Linked DNA regions of Homo sapiens: region 2 is linked to region 1. Evidence: read pairs that join two places in POLR2A ChIA-PET (ENCODE). Cell type or tissue: PC-3. All regions are shown on one strand.

The links. Peaks named below come from ENCODE experiments on the same cell type or tissue, not always from the same donor. Only the 100,000 strongest peaks of a DNase experiment are listed, where the experiment ranks them.
Region 2: POLR2A ChIA-PET joins it to region 1 with 5 read pairs; 3 of 35 experiments call an interaction of 5 or more read pairs at or near these places.

What each region holds. Positions count from the first base shown.
Region 1 is chr7:116,541,243-116,549,242 of GRCh38, forward strand. All of the region lies in intron 2 of CAV1 (caveolin 1), which reads left to right. Among named protein-coding and RNA genes, the nearest start is that of CAV1, 20 kb to the left of the region's middle. In PC-3, no CTCF peak of the experiment used is centred here; no DNase peak of the experiment used is centred here; H3K27ac peaks cover 2,291 bases.
Region 2 is chr7:116,224,366-116,232,365 of GRCh38, forward strand. The region is part of intron 1 of TES (testin LIM domain protein); the gene reads left to right. Among named protein-coding and RNA genes, the nearest start is that of TES, 18 kb to the left of the region's middle. RefSeq lists enhancers at 5,187-5,306, 6,251-6,320, 6,391-6,470. In PC-3, a CTCF peak has its summit at 2,128; DNase peaks (open chromatin) are centred at 3,486 and 7,706; H3K4me3 peaks cover 808 bases; H3K27ac peaks cover 4,805 bases.

The DNA.
Region 1 (8,000 bases):
AAGGAGCCAAGAGGAAACCCAGGGTAAGGCTGAGGAGGGACTGTTTCGTGTAGGTGATTTATTGGAAGGGTTGGAAGGAAACATGGAATGACAATTACCTTTGGTTATTGTCAGGTTAGTATGAGACTTACAAGAAAAGCACTGCTCAGACGCAATTACCATTCAAGATAAGAAATAATAGGAAAGGCTAGCACACTTAGCTTTTTATTTAAAAAAGTGTTAGGTAGGCTGAGCACGGTGGCTCACTCCTGTAATCCCAGCACTTTGGGAGGCCAAGGTGGATAGATGACTTGAGCCCAGAAGCTTGAGACCAGCCTGGACAACATGGTGAAACCTCATGTCTACAAAAAAATACAAAAATTAGCCAGGCATGATGGCATGCACCTGTAGTCTCAGCTACTTGGGGGGCCAAGAGGTGGGAAGATTGCTTGAGCCCAGGAAGTCGAGGCTGCAGTGAGCCATGATTGTGCCACTGCATGACAGCCTGGGCAACCGAGTGAGAGCCTGCCTCAAAAAAAAAAAAAAAAAAAGTGTTAGGTGACATGAGAGAAGATCTTCCAAGTAATAAGAGTGGCTAATCCCAGGAATGTGTCACCAGAGGTTATTTTGTAATAGTCGTGTGTTAAATTCCTTATTTGTCTATATAACTTCTCAAATCCTTCTGCCTCTACAGTTATAGTTTAACTGGCGCATAACAGCCTTCACACACAGCCTCATAATTAAACATAGACATACATATGAACACTTTCCCCTATGCCAGCAGGATACTTGGTTTGTTTAGGGGCAAAGAGGAATTGATGTGGCGTTGTTTCAATCAGTGGTTGAAAATGCAAGTGGTAAACATTGAAAAATAGAACACTGCAAAAGGCATGCATTGTATATACCAAAAGGTCAGCATGAAGCATTATCTGTATGGCAAGCCTGCCCATCCACTCCCTCCTACACGTTGCATATTCACACAGTTTTGCAGCTTGTATAAACCCCTATTGTGATAGAAACTCATGAAAGAGTGTGGTCTCTGCGAAAGCTGGCTGTTCTGTGAATTTAGACCAGTGGTTCTTCACCCTGGCTGCAAATCATCTGGGGAACATTTAAAAACACTGTTTTAAACACCCCAACCCTAGAAATTCTGATTTAATTGGTCTGTGGTGGGGCCCAGAACTCTGTATTCTTTTTTTAAGGCTCTCAGGTGCTGCTAATGTATAGCTAAAATTGGGTCTGGTTTAGACTCTCAGAATTTCTTAATAATTAAACACTTTATCATGACAAGACTTTCAGGACCTTAAAGGCCACAGTGGGGTAGTTATCATTTCACTAGGTCCTCATCTGGGGAGGTCCTTGGCATTTTTACTGGAATATATTTGTCACTCAAATTTCTATTACAAAAAATTCTTTCTTGCACACTGCTTTAGCAACTACATGAGATATACTTTGTACATAGCACAAATCTCATATCACTTATGTAATCCAGCTCTGTGGTTCCTTCCTTTCCTTTGCCTGTTTATTTTTAATTCTTCCCAAGAGGAAGCTTAGCCAGTTAGAACACCAGAGTATCATCCCCCTCCCCCTTTTCCCACCTGAGTTCATGGCTTAGACATACTAGGAATGAAGCTGACAACATGCACTAGTTTTTTTCGAAATTATGCAGCAAAATTCCCAAAGTGCGAGTGGCCACAGAGATCTTCACAGGGCCCAGGGACAGGCAGACATCATTCTTTCTCCAGTTCCTGGCACAGAAAAGAGACCTTAGGTTACTGAGAAGATACCAGTCCCTCCTCAGAGCAGACAAGGAAACTGAGCCTCAGAATGAAAGACTGAATTTCAGTCCTTTCTTGAACATGGACCTCCAGGGTTATATTGGGCCTTGGAAAAGGCACTTACACTCTGGACTGTAGTTTCTTCATCTATAAAATCAAGAGGCAGAAACAGACAATCTCTAAGTTGCCTTTATTTATAAAATTCCGAGATTCTAGTTGACCAGTATTCATACAAGAGTTGAAGCCTGTAAGAGTGCAGAAAGCCCACACAAAGAGACAGTGGAAGACCTCTCATCAGTAGTATTTTTATTACCCTCTTCCTAGGTTTTACCAGTCAACATCCTCACTGTTAATATACAGACCGTGGTATTTAATTAAATCATCTTTGAAATACTGAGCTATCAACAGATGGCATGCTGAATGCAAAAGGACCACAAATAAATATTTGGTACTGAAGAAGATCAAGAGTTGGAGTTCATTTCCCATTCTGATCTGGGCTCAGAACTCTGTGGTCTTCCCTCTAATCATCCTTGCCACCAAATTGGCTGTATCTGTTCTAAGATGGATCAGAAAATCAGTTCCAAAGTTGGCTACAAACTTTCAGGTTTGGGTTTTGTTTTGTTTTTTTGTTTTGTTTTGTTTTGTTTTTGCAACCAGCCAATTCATCTTAGTTCACATGACAGAGAAGTGCATAATTACTTGCAACTTTAGTTAGAGCAGTGGCCTTAAGAAGGTCTAGCTAAATAAAAAGTGCTCAGACTTTCTGAGTGCTGACAGTTGTCAAATTCACCTAGTTCACATGGCCCCATTTCTATCGTTTGTTTTGTTTTGTTTTTGTTTTTTAACAGCCCATCTGTGAGCAATAGGATCAGATGACTAAGAGCTACAGGGCAGAAACACTGTTACTTAGAGTCAAATTTTCCCATTACCTAGCTGTAAAGAGTTTGTTTCTCTCTGACTCATATAAAGTTTACCATTTAGGCCCCTGCATGATTTTAATTCCATCACTTAACACCCCAGCCATATGATTCTGAAGGTAAACATGAAGGCGTTTGAATTCCAGACCACCTAAACATTCTTAAGGAAATCATCATCTCCACGGGCAGAGCTATGCCAAAATCTGTAGGTTTTAACTCAAATTTCATGATAAGCAAAAATTGAATTAATTTGTCTTCCATTTTGTTCACCTTTTTGCCAAAATTATGCCTGGATTAGAATAAATAAATTCAATCAATGAATGCAATCACTAATTCTTACGCCAGATAATAACACATTCAGAATTCTCCTTTCCCTGGGAGATTTTATCAGGTTAGTGTTCTTGTAAACAGGAGAAAGAGAAAAATATAACTTAGTAAATAGCAGTATTCACTAATTCATTCATTTATTCAACAAATATTAATTTACTACCTACTACATTCCAGGGAGCTTAGAGTCTAGTATCAGAAATAATAACCACACACACACATACACACACACTACATTAAATAAGGATGTGATAGGCTAGATGAAATAAATAAATAAATAAAAGGTCCAGGTGAGAAAAGAAGGTGGGGGCTAGAAAGAAGTCATTGAAGAAAAAACATTTAGGTTAAAACATTATGAATAACTTAGAGTGAGCCAAGTGCAGAGTGCTGAAGGAGTGCTCCAGGCAAAATCAACAGCAAATGGGGAGTCCTTGATGTAGAAAAGGGTTTGAGGAATTGTCCTGGGAGAAATACTCAAGATTCCAGTCTGAATTCTAGAGGTTAGTGATTTAGAGAGGCAAGTACGAAAATGACTTCCTCTCTTACCTTAAAAGTAAGTGCACCATAGAAGGAAATCACCCTTCCTTGGTAATAATTCCTGAGTGAGCCTGAGAAGCCAGAGGCCATCTCTATTTTATAGGCACTGTCCCCTTTTCAGTTACCCATGGCTAGCTCATTGACCTTGTCCTGGTCGTTTCCTCATTTCACTTACTCCATCCTCAAAACGTAGACGCTTCATAAATATTGTATAAATGAATGAACTCACAAAGTCACAGTACAGCAAGGCAAAAGTGCCTGCAATAAACAAGCATTCTAGGCTAGAAATATTTCTCAACTTCAAATTGTGTCTTATTACATTGTATTCCGATTTTCTAGAGTGGTAGTTCTCAGTCAAGGGAAAGTTTTTCTTCCCTTCCAGGGGATATTTGGCATTGTCTGGAGATAGTTTTAGTTGTCACGATTTGGGGGATGCTTCTGGCTCAACTTGGGTAGAGAAGCGGGGATGCTTATAATCATCCTACAGTGCACAGGACAGTACCCCCACCCACACTCCAGTAATGAAGAATCATTAGACCTAAAATGTTAATGGTGTCCAGGTAGAAAAACCCTGTTGTAGAGGTTGGGGACTGCGTCTTGACAGCCACATTATACAGTGTATCAAACAATTCTGTATAATGGGCTGTAATTATCCTTGCCTAGATTTTGCAAGAACCCTAGTGTGTATCTTTTTCCTCACTTGCCAAGCAATGTTCAAACCTGCAGAGATTTATTTCATTCATTTTCTGTGTGTTTAGTAAACAGACTAGAAGCACTGGAGGAAAAAATATTCCAGCAATGAGGTAAGACGAAAGCTATTAGTAACCCTAGTTTAACTTAGCTGAATAGTAGGAAACAACCTCTACCGTGAGGAAGTGTATTGTAGAAACTGAAAAGACGCTAATGATGTTTAAAAAGCTGTAGTTCAAACAAATGTGCATGCAGACCAATGGGTAGACTGAAAATGATGAAGACATTTCCGTTTCTTGTGTCTTTGATAGAAAAGAAAGAGCTTTTATTTTCTTTAGTGTGGCAATCATTCAGATTTGTCCCATGACATGCCCAGAAGGTTGAAGAATAACAAACTCCCAAGTGTAAACACAGAATTTAGCGAAGAATCCAGGCCTCTGGATGAATCCCTGTAATTGCATGTTTGGATAAAATAAGATTTTCATACATTAAACAAGGTAGGATTTTTCTATCTGGGACGGAACTTTCAACACTTGGAGGGGTTGTAGTTATTTCTCCTCAAAGATGGCAAACATGAGTGCCCCGAGTTATCCCTCCTCTCTGTTCAAGTTCGCTAACTAATCACCCAGTATCCATGCTATCGCTGGCCCTTCTGTGGCCTATTTTTATACTGTTCACTGTTCAGTGTCACTTGTTTGGTAACACTCAACATCAACATGTGCTACCAAATTGACACCAGAGGACAAAAAAGAATCAAGATATGTACAGCCTGCTTTGTACTGAGCCAGCTGCCACTAGATGTTTTTTGTGATAATGAACACGTGAGGCCATGTGGACGCGAGAGATGGCTCCGGGTTCCCTCAGACGGCTCACAGCCAGCTGGTCTGCAGTGCGGTTTTAGATTCCGATGTGGGAACCCCATAAAAAAGAATATGCAGGCCAGGCGTGGTGGCTCATGCCTGTAATCCCAGCAATTTGGGAGCCTGAGGCGGGTGGATCACCTGAGGTCAGGAGTTCGAGACCAGCCTCGCCAACATGGTGAAATCCTGCCTCTACTAAAAATAAAAAAAAAAAAAATTAGTCAGGTGTGGTGGCGGATGCCTGTAATCCCAGCTACTTGGGAGGCTGAGGCAGGAGAATCGCTTGAACCTGGGAGGCAGAGGTTGCAGTGAGCAAAGATCGCACCATTGCACTTCAGACTGGGCAACAAGAATGAGACTCTGTCACAAAAAAAAAAAAAAAAAGTCTGCAGGCTGCATAAAGAGGTATGAAAATGTTCCAGAAATCCCAAATCCTATCCCTGAGGTTCATTTTGGTGAGGGAATGTGTGTGCATTTTCTAGGGCTTCCCTAAAAAAGTATCACAAGCTGGATGGCCTAAAGCTACAGAAATTTCTTGGGGACAAATTTCATGATTCTGGAAGCTAGAGGTCCAAAATCAAGGTGTCAGCAAGGCTATGCTTTTTCTGAAGCCTATAGGGAAGGCCTTCCTTGTCTCTCCTAGTTTCTGGTGGTTTGCTGGCAATGTTTGGCATTCTGTGGATTGCAGCTACATAACTCCACTCTGCCTCCATCATTAATGGCCTTCTGCCTGAGTGTTTTCATATGACCATCTTCATATAAGGACACCAGTCATATTTGATGAGGGTTCCACCCTACTCCAGTATGACCTCATCTTCACTAACTACATCTGCAATGACCCTATATCCAAATAAAGTCACATTCTGAGTGTCTGGGGATTAGAACTTCAACAGAGCTTGTTGAAGGGGGCACAATTCAATGCATAACAGGATGGAAACTAGAAACGGGTATGTTTTTATCAGTGTAGAAAGATTTAGCTTAATTTTTCAAAGTGTAATAAAAACCCCAGGAAAACTCATACTCCCTCCTAAGAAGAGCAAAAGATGGAGAAACCCGATGGTTACCTTCAAACAAAAGGAAAGGAGGAATAAGATGAAAAGGAATTAATCCAAAGCAAAGAGAGTGGCTTATATGGAATGTTGGTGCAACTTTCTCTGACACATCTGTGCACTCATCAGCTGGGGCATCATCTCCCTGGGGTACATTTGGTCACTGTGTGCCTCATGGTAATAAACTCCAGAAGCCTCATTGACTTGCTAGAGATGAGCTCATCCTTCTTGCTTGCTTAATGGCAAAATACAAAATAAGCAGTCACTGACATGGAACGATTTCAGGAATGCCAAAAGGTTCTCCTTTTCCAAAATATCTCTTCCATCTTCCCAATACTGTTACTGACATCACTAACACCTCTCCACTTCCGGTTGAGACACCTGGGCCAGAGCTCCTGATGTGGCAGGCAGTGCCCTAAACGTTTTGCATAAATTAACTGATGCCCAGAGCAACAACCCTAAGATATAGGTACTATCATACCGCATCTTACAGATAAGAAACTTAGGCACAAAGAGGTTTAGTAGTTTAGATGAGATAACCCTGATGAGCAGAGATTCGAACCCAGCCTCCATGCTATTAACCAGGACATCATATTGCCTTTCATACATGCTCTTCAAAGGCAACACAGTAATCGATTATCACACTCACTCACATCTGATTGTCACATTTTTCAGATCTGCTCTCCTAGCAGAGAATGAAGCCTAAGGTATCCTTGTTTCTCAAAGTGTCCTCCCCAGACCAGCTGCATCAAAATGAGGGGATGAGGTGCAAATGCCTGGACCCTGCCCTTGGAGCACTGATTCATAATCTCAAGTCCCAAGAATCTGCATTTTAACAAGCATCCCCAGAAATTTCTTAAGTATACTAATGTATGGGAACCACTGACACTAAAGAAATGGAATAAGGGGAACGTACAATGTTACAGTAAACCAGGAAAAGCCAGAAAGACATGACAACACAGTGAGGACTCTGGTAGCCAATGGTCAGTCAAATGCCCAGGGGCCCTGGCCAGAAGAGAGTTAGGTTGCTGAGGAGTAAGAGTGATGCTGAATGTGGAGGCTTGAGAGCAGAAGGAAGCCAGCCAGCTATATCCTCTTGCTTGGATCACACACCCTTTCCTTGGTGGAAATGGTTATTTGCAGAGTTAGAGAAGGCATGTTTTACAGTTTGGATGGCAGGTATGGATGTAGACAATAAAGAGCAACCAGAGTCCATGGGTTCAGAAATCCCCATGTGTTTCTGTTTGAATGAGACGCTTGCATAAACAGCACAAGGAGTTTGGGGTGGGGTTAAAGAGAATGGTGTGGTATAGGGAGAGCTGAATGAGGAACTGAGAGAGCAAAATCCTGTGTTTGGTTCAATCACTGATTACAACCTCCCTGAGGCTCGGTCTCCTAATCTGTAAAATGGGGGGAAATAATACCTGCCTTGCAGGTCCTCACACACAGGGCATGATGTGAATCCACTGAGGCATATAGCACTGTGTAACATGAGTTATTGCTATTCCAAGGCCCGTAAAAGGCTCTTGCCTTGGAATATATCTGCCACACCAATGCCTGCAGTCCATTAATGACACATAAAGGACACTGGAGATAACGATGTCCCTTGTTCTATGCATCCCTCCCACCCATGCCAGAAAAGAAAACACAGTCACCTGAAGTCATTCTAAAGAGTATGCCTGCCTCTTTTCCTGCACAGACACATATACACAGACACGCACATACACAGACCATGCACATACACACACATGGGAAAACATGAGGAAAAGTGGAGACAAGAGGCACCAAAGGACAAAGTCACTTTTGTCGCCTGTCCCTTCCCCAGCAGGGCTGGGCCTGGGCTGCTTCTCCTGCCTCCTCCCT
Region 2 (8,000 bases), 320 kb before region 1:
TTTGAAAAATTTGAAAAGAATGATATTTTGCTTCATTGCCCTGAGTACTGCATAATGTATGTAATCTTACATATAATATAGCAGATAATTTTTAGTACTAGTCGTGTCTACATGTTTTGAGTAAACACCTTTCAATTTTGAAATATAATTTGTTCATTTGTATTTCTTGCTCATTCTTTTAATTTTTTTTTTCTCTTGCTGTAACATTGAAAGAGACCTATTTTGCGTCAGGACCCTGGAGATTTTTGTTGACTCACACCTCATTCTTCTGAGGATCCCCTTGTGTGTGAATTTATCACCTCGGGGACTTCCATGTTAGTGTAGCTGATGTGCAGACATTCAGCTTCCTCATAATAAGTCCCAGGTTTTGCCTAGGATGGAGGAATTCCTGCCTAGCAAACAATGAGCAGTCTTTAAGATCAAAATTGATTACTCTAGAGAAGTTACAGAAGAGGAATATTACCCTTTACATTACTATTTACCTTTTTAGTTTCAGTTTGGAGGGAAAAAAAAACAGTGACTTTGTAGTGAGTGCATAGAGTTTGAGTGAGAAATGCCAAGATGCAAATCTCACTTCTGCCACTTGCTAGTTGGGTAGTCTTAGGCAAGTTAATTTCTCCAAGTCTCAATTTCCTTTTTATGAAATAGGGATGATAATACTTTTCCAATAGGTTGTTGGGGATTAAATGTGATGGTTATATGTATTTTAGCTGGCAGGTAGTAACATTTTAACAAACGGTGGTTGAGGTGTTTTTACTAACACTTCCACCATCACAACCCTCAGTGCTCATTTTTTAAAGTATAGTTAAAAACACTTCAACATATCCTGCCAAAACTAAAATTTATTATTGTTTCCTAGAATGTAGCAGGATCTATTTCTGCTCTTCTTCAAATATGTTACTGTATGTATTGAGGTATAGATGTTTTGAGTAATCAGCTACAACTTGATTACATCTCAAACTCAAGTAGAGAAATTGTCTTGATGACAATACCTTTGTCATTAACTTAATACTGTTACTGCCTTAAGAAATGTAGGGATAGATTGAGTAGGAATCATCCACTTTAATTTGTTAAAGTCCCAGAAAACTTGACGTACTACCTCCAGAATATATTTTATTACAAAATATTTAGGCAGAAAGAACACTTGTTTCCTTTTCATTCCTAACATAATAGTCTATGTGATTATTTACTGCTGTCTGTGAACAAAAAAGATTTCTGACCATTTGGCTTACAGTGGATTTTGTGATAGAGATGCATACAGGGCTTCTGGCTTTATACATCTAAGCTGAAAAGGTGAGGGGATGTGGAAATGAATCCTAGAATCTGCAGTAAATAGTTTTATTCCTGTTTCCTTATGGATGAGCCATGTTGACAACTAAAGACCCTTAACTGATTATTCTATTCTTGAGCTATAATATTTGGTCTTCAGTTAAAAATTCCATTACATTCTATTTTTAAAACTGATTTAGGAAATAGGGCTTCTTTATCAGGGCGTTCCATTTTATGACCTATCTTGAGGCACTATTTATTGGTTAGGAGCAGTCACAGCTCTGTCCCAGTTTCTTCATGTGGATAAAAATGTGGGTAGTAATAGTATCTCAGACTCTCATAAGATTGTTATGAGGTTAAAATGAGATAATCCATGTAAAATACTTAGAACCCTGCATGGCAGTGTAAGTGCTCAATAAAAATCAGCTGCTGCTTTTATTATCACCACCCCTTCCAGTGTCTTTTTGTGTGTGTGTAAAAAGGCAGTGGAAGTTCCTTGGGATAAAGATATGTTATGATAAAGATTGTTTGATAATTAAAACAATTAAATAAATAAAACTTTCTAGCACTATTGTAAATCTCAGACACTGGCAGGTACTAGGAGTTCAAATATGAACAAGAAGCTCACAATCTAATGGGGGTAAATTGATGTGCACACAATCATAATATAGTAAGGAAGGACTTAATAACACAATTTGTGCCAAGGGGATAGTTAAAGAAAGGTATCACAGAGTTACTGACATTAGAATTGAGTCTGTGGGCCCAGTAGAGACAACGACTTTGGCAGATGGAGAAGAAGAGGAGCAGAGGTTCAAGCAAAGTGAAAAGCTCCGCTTAAAACAGAGAGCGGCTGGAGGGGAGTGGTGTGAGGAAGGCAGGTGGCGCCAGGCTTTAAAGGATCTTCTTTGCATGCTAAGAAAAGTGAAATTCATTGAACTTATTAAAACCATCTAGCAAGGGGAGTGTTATGATTATCTTTAGGTTTATTAAAATAATTTTGAGAATAGCAATACAACGTCATACAAAATGATCAGTTAGGAGAGTGTGGTCTCAGGATGATATGATGTGAGTTTGAACATGAACACTCGAGTGCAGATGAGGGAGCAGACTGTGTGGTTTTTAGAAAAGAGACACTAGAATTTGGAGCATCGTAAGCATGGCTAGACAAGGACAAGGAGGCCTCTGGGCCCCAGGTTGGGTGACCAAGTGGGTGGTGACAACTTTGTCTTCAGTCTTCTTCTCATGTATTTCAGCCTTGAGTAAGTGAGAGATGGGAAGTTTTTGTTTTTATTAGCAAAGAAAGAGAAATGTAGCAGATTTATTAAGAATGACTAATTGTAGCTCTTAATCACACTAGTTCTTTGTATTCTTACCTAAGAAAGTTGGCAAACTAATAAAATGTGCAACTATTTTTATATTTAAGTTTGGTTTTCTGTGTAACCTACACTTTTTATTTTATTTATTTATTTATTTATTTATTTATTTATTTATTTATTTATTGGAGATGGAGTCTCACTCTGTCACCCAGGCTGGAGTGCATGGCGTGATCTCAGCTCACTGCAACCTCTGTCCCCTGAGTTCAAGCGATTCTCCTGCCTCAGCCTCCCGAGTAGCTGGGATTACAGGCATCTATCACCGCGCCCGGCTATTTTTTGTATTTTTTTTTTTTAGTAGAAACGGGGTTTCACCATCTTGGCCAGGCTGGTCTTGAACTCTTGACCTCATGATCCACCCGCCTCAGCCTCCCAAATTGCTGGGATTACAGGCATGAGCCACCGTGTCTGGCCAACCTACACTTTTTTGGTAATGCAAATCTTGTTAGAGATTTGGAAACAGGCAATGAACTAAAACGTTCAAATTTTAAATCTTGTGTCAGATCTTAATAAAAATATATTGATTGGGTGGGGGACTTCACAGATCACACTGGATTTCTAAGAGAGCCATTTGCTAAGAGGAATTATTTAGATATGTAGTTCCTTTGTCCAGAATATTTATCTGGATGAACAAAATCTAAAATGCTTCTTTAGGAGTGTAATATGAATATATGTGTGTGTATATATACATGCATATGTGTGTGTATATATGATAGGTGGATAAACATGCATGCACACACACACTGAGAAAGCGGGAGTGGGAGAGAGAGATGTATATTTCATATGATCTACCTTCATTCCAATATTATTAAAGAAGTCTTAGTAATGCTTGTTTAGTAACCACATAGGATTCTTTACTCCAGAGGGAAATTTGGTTATGAAAACAGCATGAATCAGATGATCTCACCCTGAATACTGCATAATATCTTCCAGACCCAAATTGTCTCCAGATCAACTCAGACCATGTTTGAAATACCAGATGTTCCATAGTCTTTTTTTTGTTTTTTTTTTTTTGTTTTTTTTTAAGTATCTGACATGCAGTACCTTTTTCTGGGTCAGAAGGGTCACCTGAAATGTTGCCAACCTATTCGACTGCTGAAAATTATGAATATGGATACATTGATTCCATTCCCATTTCTTATTCTAAAATAAGCAGGGGATAAAAGGGTGTTTGGAGGCACAGATCATGGGAATGTAAATTCAGTTTATGGAGCCTGCAGTTAAAGATACTTAAGACCTATTTGTCTATGATTCGTGTTTCACAGTAAAATTATGTAGTCACTTTTATTTTTTTCTTAGGACCTTGATAGATAGTCCCAAAGCCTGACTGTAATTTCTCCCAATATAGTCAATCCAAAGGACCTGTTTTCTTGGACGCTGAAGAAGAAAAATTATTCTGTCATATCCTTTTATTGATGCTGGCCAGAATGTGTTACTAAAATTATATGAAGTAGACAGCTTTGAGACTTGTGCGCTTATGAAAAACATGTGTTTTTAGGCACTAAGTGTTGAGTCTGCAGGGAATACCGTATCACATTTACTGTTGAAATTATGTTAAAATAATTACGTGCAACAGGACTGAGTTTTATCATTCACAGCTTAAGTCTTTTGTTTCCTATGCATACTTTATAAAACTACTCCACCAGAGTTACAAGTGATTCTGACTTCTGAGAGTCATTAATATATTAGCTTTTTCAAATAATTATTTTCTATTTAGTGATTAAACTTTGAGCAGATGACCATGCTGAATAATAACCAAACTAAGACACAGTTAATCTGACACATGATTTGCAATAAAATTAAAAGGTATCTTGGAGCCAATCTAGTTTAATTTCCTCATTATCTAGATGAAGCCTAAAGAAGAAAGATCACTTTCAAAATCCCTGAACACGCCAGTGACACTCTGTGACCAGAACACAGGTTTCCTGACTCTCCTCCAGGGATCTTTCTACATTTTCAAAGTTCCCCGTTAGCTCTCTAGTATCTATAACTATATATATATATATATATATATATATATATATATAATCATTTCCTTAATATTTGGTAATTCTCACAACATAGATATGACATACAGGTACACCTATCTTGGTTATATTTGTCCAAGGGTCTAGATTTCACTTTCTAAACAGCTAGTTCGCCTTAGCTGAGGAGCTAAGCCTCTCTGGGCTCACCTTCCTCCCTGCCACTCTCTCTCGCACCCTGGGCATCATTAAATAACACCTTCCCTATTTATATCCCTCACCAAGAGTTCTCCAGCCCAGACATCTGTAGACATCTTGTAGGCAGAAACTAACCTACAAGATTTGGATGTCCAAGAATAGTCATAGCCTTGGCTCTTCAGGAAAGGAGAAGAACACTAAGGAGAAGGTGTGGTCTATGCTGAGGGTAAAGAGAAGAGATGAGAAGAATTCTGGGTCCTGGACTTCAGGGAATCCTGAATACAAAGTGAATAATGGAGAGAAATTAGAGAAGCCCTTAGAGTAGATGGGGTTCCAAATCCTTGAACTGAAACCAAGAGGAGTTGAGGAACCTCAGTTCTTGTGACACTCTGCCCAAAATAGGCCCTAAGAAACTGTACTTGGGGCAGTTCTGGCTGTGAAACTCCTTTTACCACAGATTAGAGTCCATATGCTTCCCTTCATCTGATATGCATTTGACTTATGAAGGGGAGAATAGCAGATGATTAGATGCCTCAGTTGGAAGAAATTTGCCTCACACTGGTAGAGGTATGTCTGCTACTGTGTAATTTTATAATATAAATTGGATTTAACAACTGCATTCTAAATTATAATTCAATCTGAAACTAGGCACATCCTAAACAAGGAAAATGCTAGAGTGTGAATCACGTATCTTCTTTCTTGGAAAGGCATTGTTTTTGTTTCCTAACAGAGGGTTGATAAAGAGGATAAAAATATGGAAAAAGTTCTCACCCAATAATGTGGCATAAGTCAGAGATCTTCAGTGCTGGTATCAATGAGATTTAAGTTTTGTAGCTATATACTTATAGCTATAAAATAAATTTCTTACTGAAATGTTCTCAGGAAAACAAGTTTATTGCCAGTCTGAAACTCTAATTTCTCTAGCTGCTAAAAGTGATTTTGAAAACTTGGTGTCATTTTTGTTTGTGTTTGGTGTGTGTGTTTGTTTTTAATTAGGACTGCTTCCATTGGGTTATAGTAGGAGAAAGTGTATCATATTGCCGTGACCCATTCCACTCTCTTTCACTTACTTGCTCTCTGTCTGTGATGTTTAAAAGTTCCCTCACACTTAGGTCTGAGCATGTGGGGAAAATGAAAGTGTTTGTGTTTGGAAAGGTAGAGGGGCACTTTTTCCAGGCAGTCACAAATCTAACTGGAAAGAGTCCATAAAGAGATTAAGTTGGCCTTCCAGGCAGGTCCCAAGGGCAAAAGAACCCTGGAACAATACTTTCTGGGTTTTCCAGAGCGGCCTACAGAGCCAATTTCTCAAGTTACTGCTTTTCCCAAGGCCTGGTCTCCTGGTCCCTGTGAGGGCTTCCTGAGCTTCTGCTAGCAGAGCTTGAGAGGTGCTCTTGCTCCTCACCCTCCCCTGTTGCCCTGTGGCTTTCCTCTTTACCAGTCTCTCCTGTCTCTGAGGATGTCATCCTCTGTTAAGCTGGTAGCCTAAGACATGGCATTGAATGCTTCAAGAGGTTTAGTTTCTTCCTTGGGAAAATGAAAAGGAAAACAAAACAAAGTACTCCGCCTGCTACAAGGCCAGCCCTGTCACTCTGAAAGTGCTTTACAATTTTTTGGCTCTTCCTTTGCCCTCTTCTGCCACAGGCCTTGTGTATGGTGTTTCCTCTGCCCTGAATGCACTTCTCTGAGCCAAATTAGATACTGCTCAGCCTTTCCATTGTAATTCATGCACCTCTCCTTCAGCGAAGCTTCCCCAGCCTTCCTTATTTATCTTGTCTTCCTTTTTAAAGCTCTCAGAAAGTCATCTACACTTAGAGATGGTGCAAGAGTGTTTCTGGAAAAGAAAGTTCTTTTCTTTGGGGCAGAAATTAGCTAGTGACTCTTTGGAAGACAAGAGCTCCCATTTGACACGCTAGTCCTCTGCCCCAAAAGAACAGTAGAGCAGGAGCCAGATGCTGAGTTTTAGGTCTGGTTTGCTATTGAGTAGCTGTGCAACCAGGAGCAAATTATCCCTCCTCTCTGGATTCTATTTTCCTGATCTCTTACATGAGGGAGATGCCTAGTCCTGTCCAGAATAAGAATATGTGGGAGACTTTAAAAGAGCAGCAGTTCATGAAATACCACCAGCTCTAGTAATTCTAATAAATAAAATGATAGCTATTTTAAGAATATATTGATGAAAAGTGTCAAACTCTGTAAAAGTATTTGAAGATCTTATTCTGAGCCAAATATGAGTGATCAATGGCCTATGACACAGCCCTGAGGAGACTCTGAGAACATGTGCCCAAGGTGGTCAGGCTACAACTTGGTTTTATACATATTACAGACATCCGTCAATACATGAAAGATGTACATTGCTTCAGTCTGGAAAGACAGGACCACTGGAGGTGGGGGGCGGTCCTTCCAGGTCATGGGCAGATTCACAGATTTTCTGATTGGTGATTAGTTGAAAGCCTTATTATCTAAAGACCTGAAATCCAAAAAAAGGAATGTCTGGGTTATGATAAGGGGGCTTGTAAGGACCAAGGTTTTATCATGTAGATGAAGCCTCCTGGTAGCAGGTGTCAGAGAGAATAGATTGTCAATGTTTCTTATCAGAGTCTGTTCTGTCAGTCTTAGGTCTCTGTGTTTCTGCTAATGCTGGTCAGCTGTGAAGCAGCGCCCACCCACCCCCAGCTCCCCATTTCCTATCATGGCCTGAACTAGTTTTTCAGGCTCACTTTGGAATGACCTTGGCCAAGAGGTGGGGTCCATTCAGATGCTTCATGGGTTTATAATTTTATTTTTGATTTACAAAGATAAAAAGTTGGTAGGAGAAAACAACTTGCCCCTTTGCAAAGTTGACTTTGTAAGTCAGTAGCGAGCTACTCCAAAGCCTTAGTGTAAAAACTGCTGACTCATGGAGGTTCTAGTTACATTTGCTGAACTTTCAAGTTGGATTCAGAAATAGTGAATGAGATGGTATTGTTCCAGGATGTTTGCAGTCTTTTATAAGCCCAGTGTTGTTCAGACCAGGCAATTCCAATCTGAAGGCATGCAAGAATTTAAGTGGCCATTTAATTTAGAGGCAGAAGCATATTTCTAGATATTATCTGTCCACAAATATCAGGATTTTATACACACATGTAAGTTTGTATGTGTATGTGCAAGTTCTTTGTCATGAGGTAAAATTTATTCCATGTTGTGAATTATATAAAAG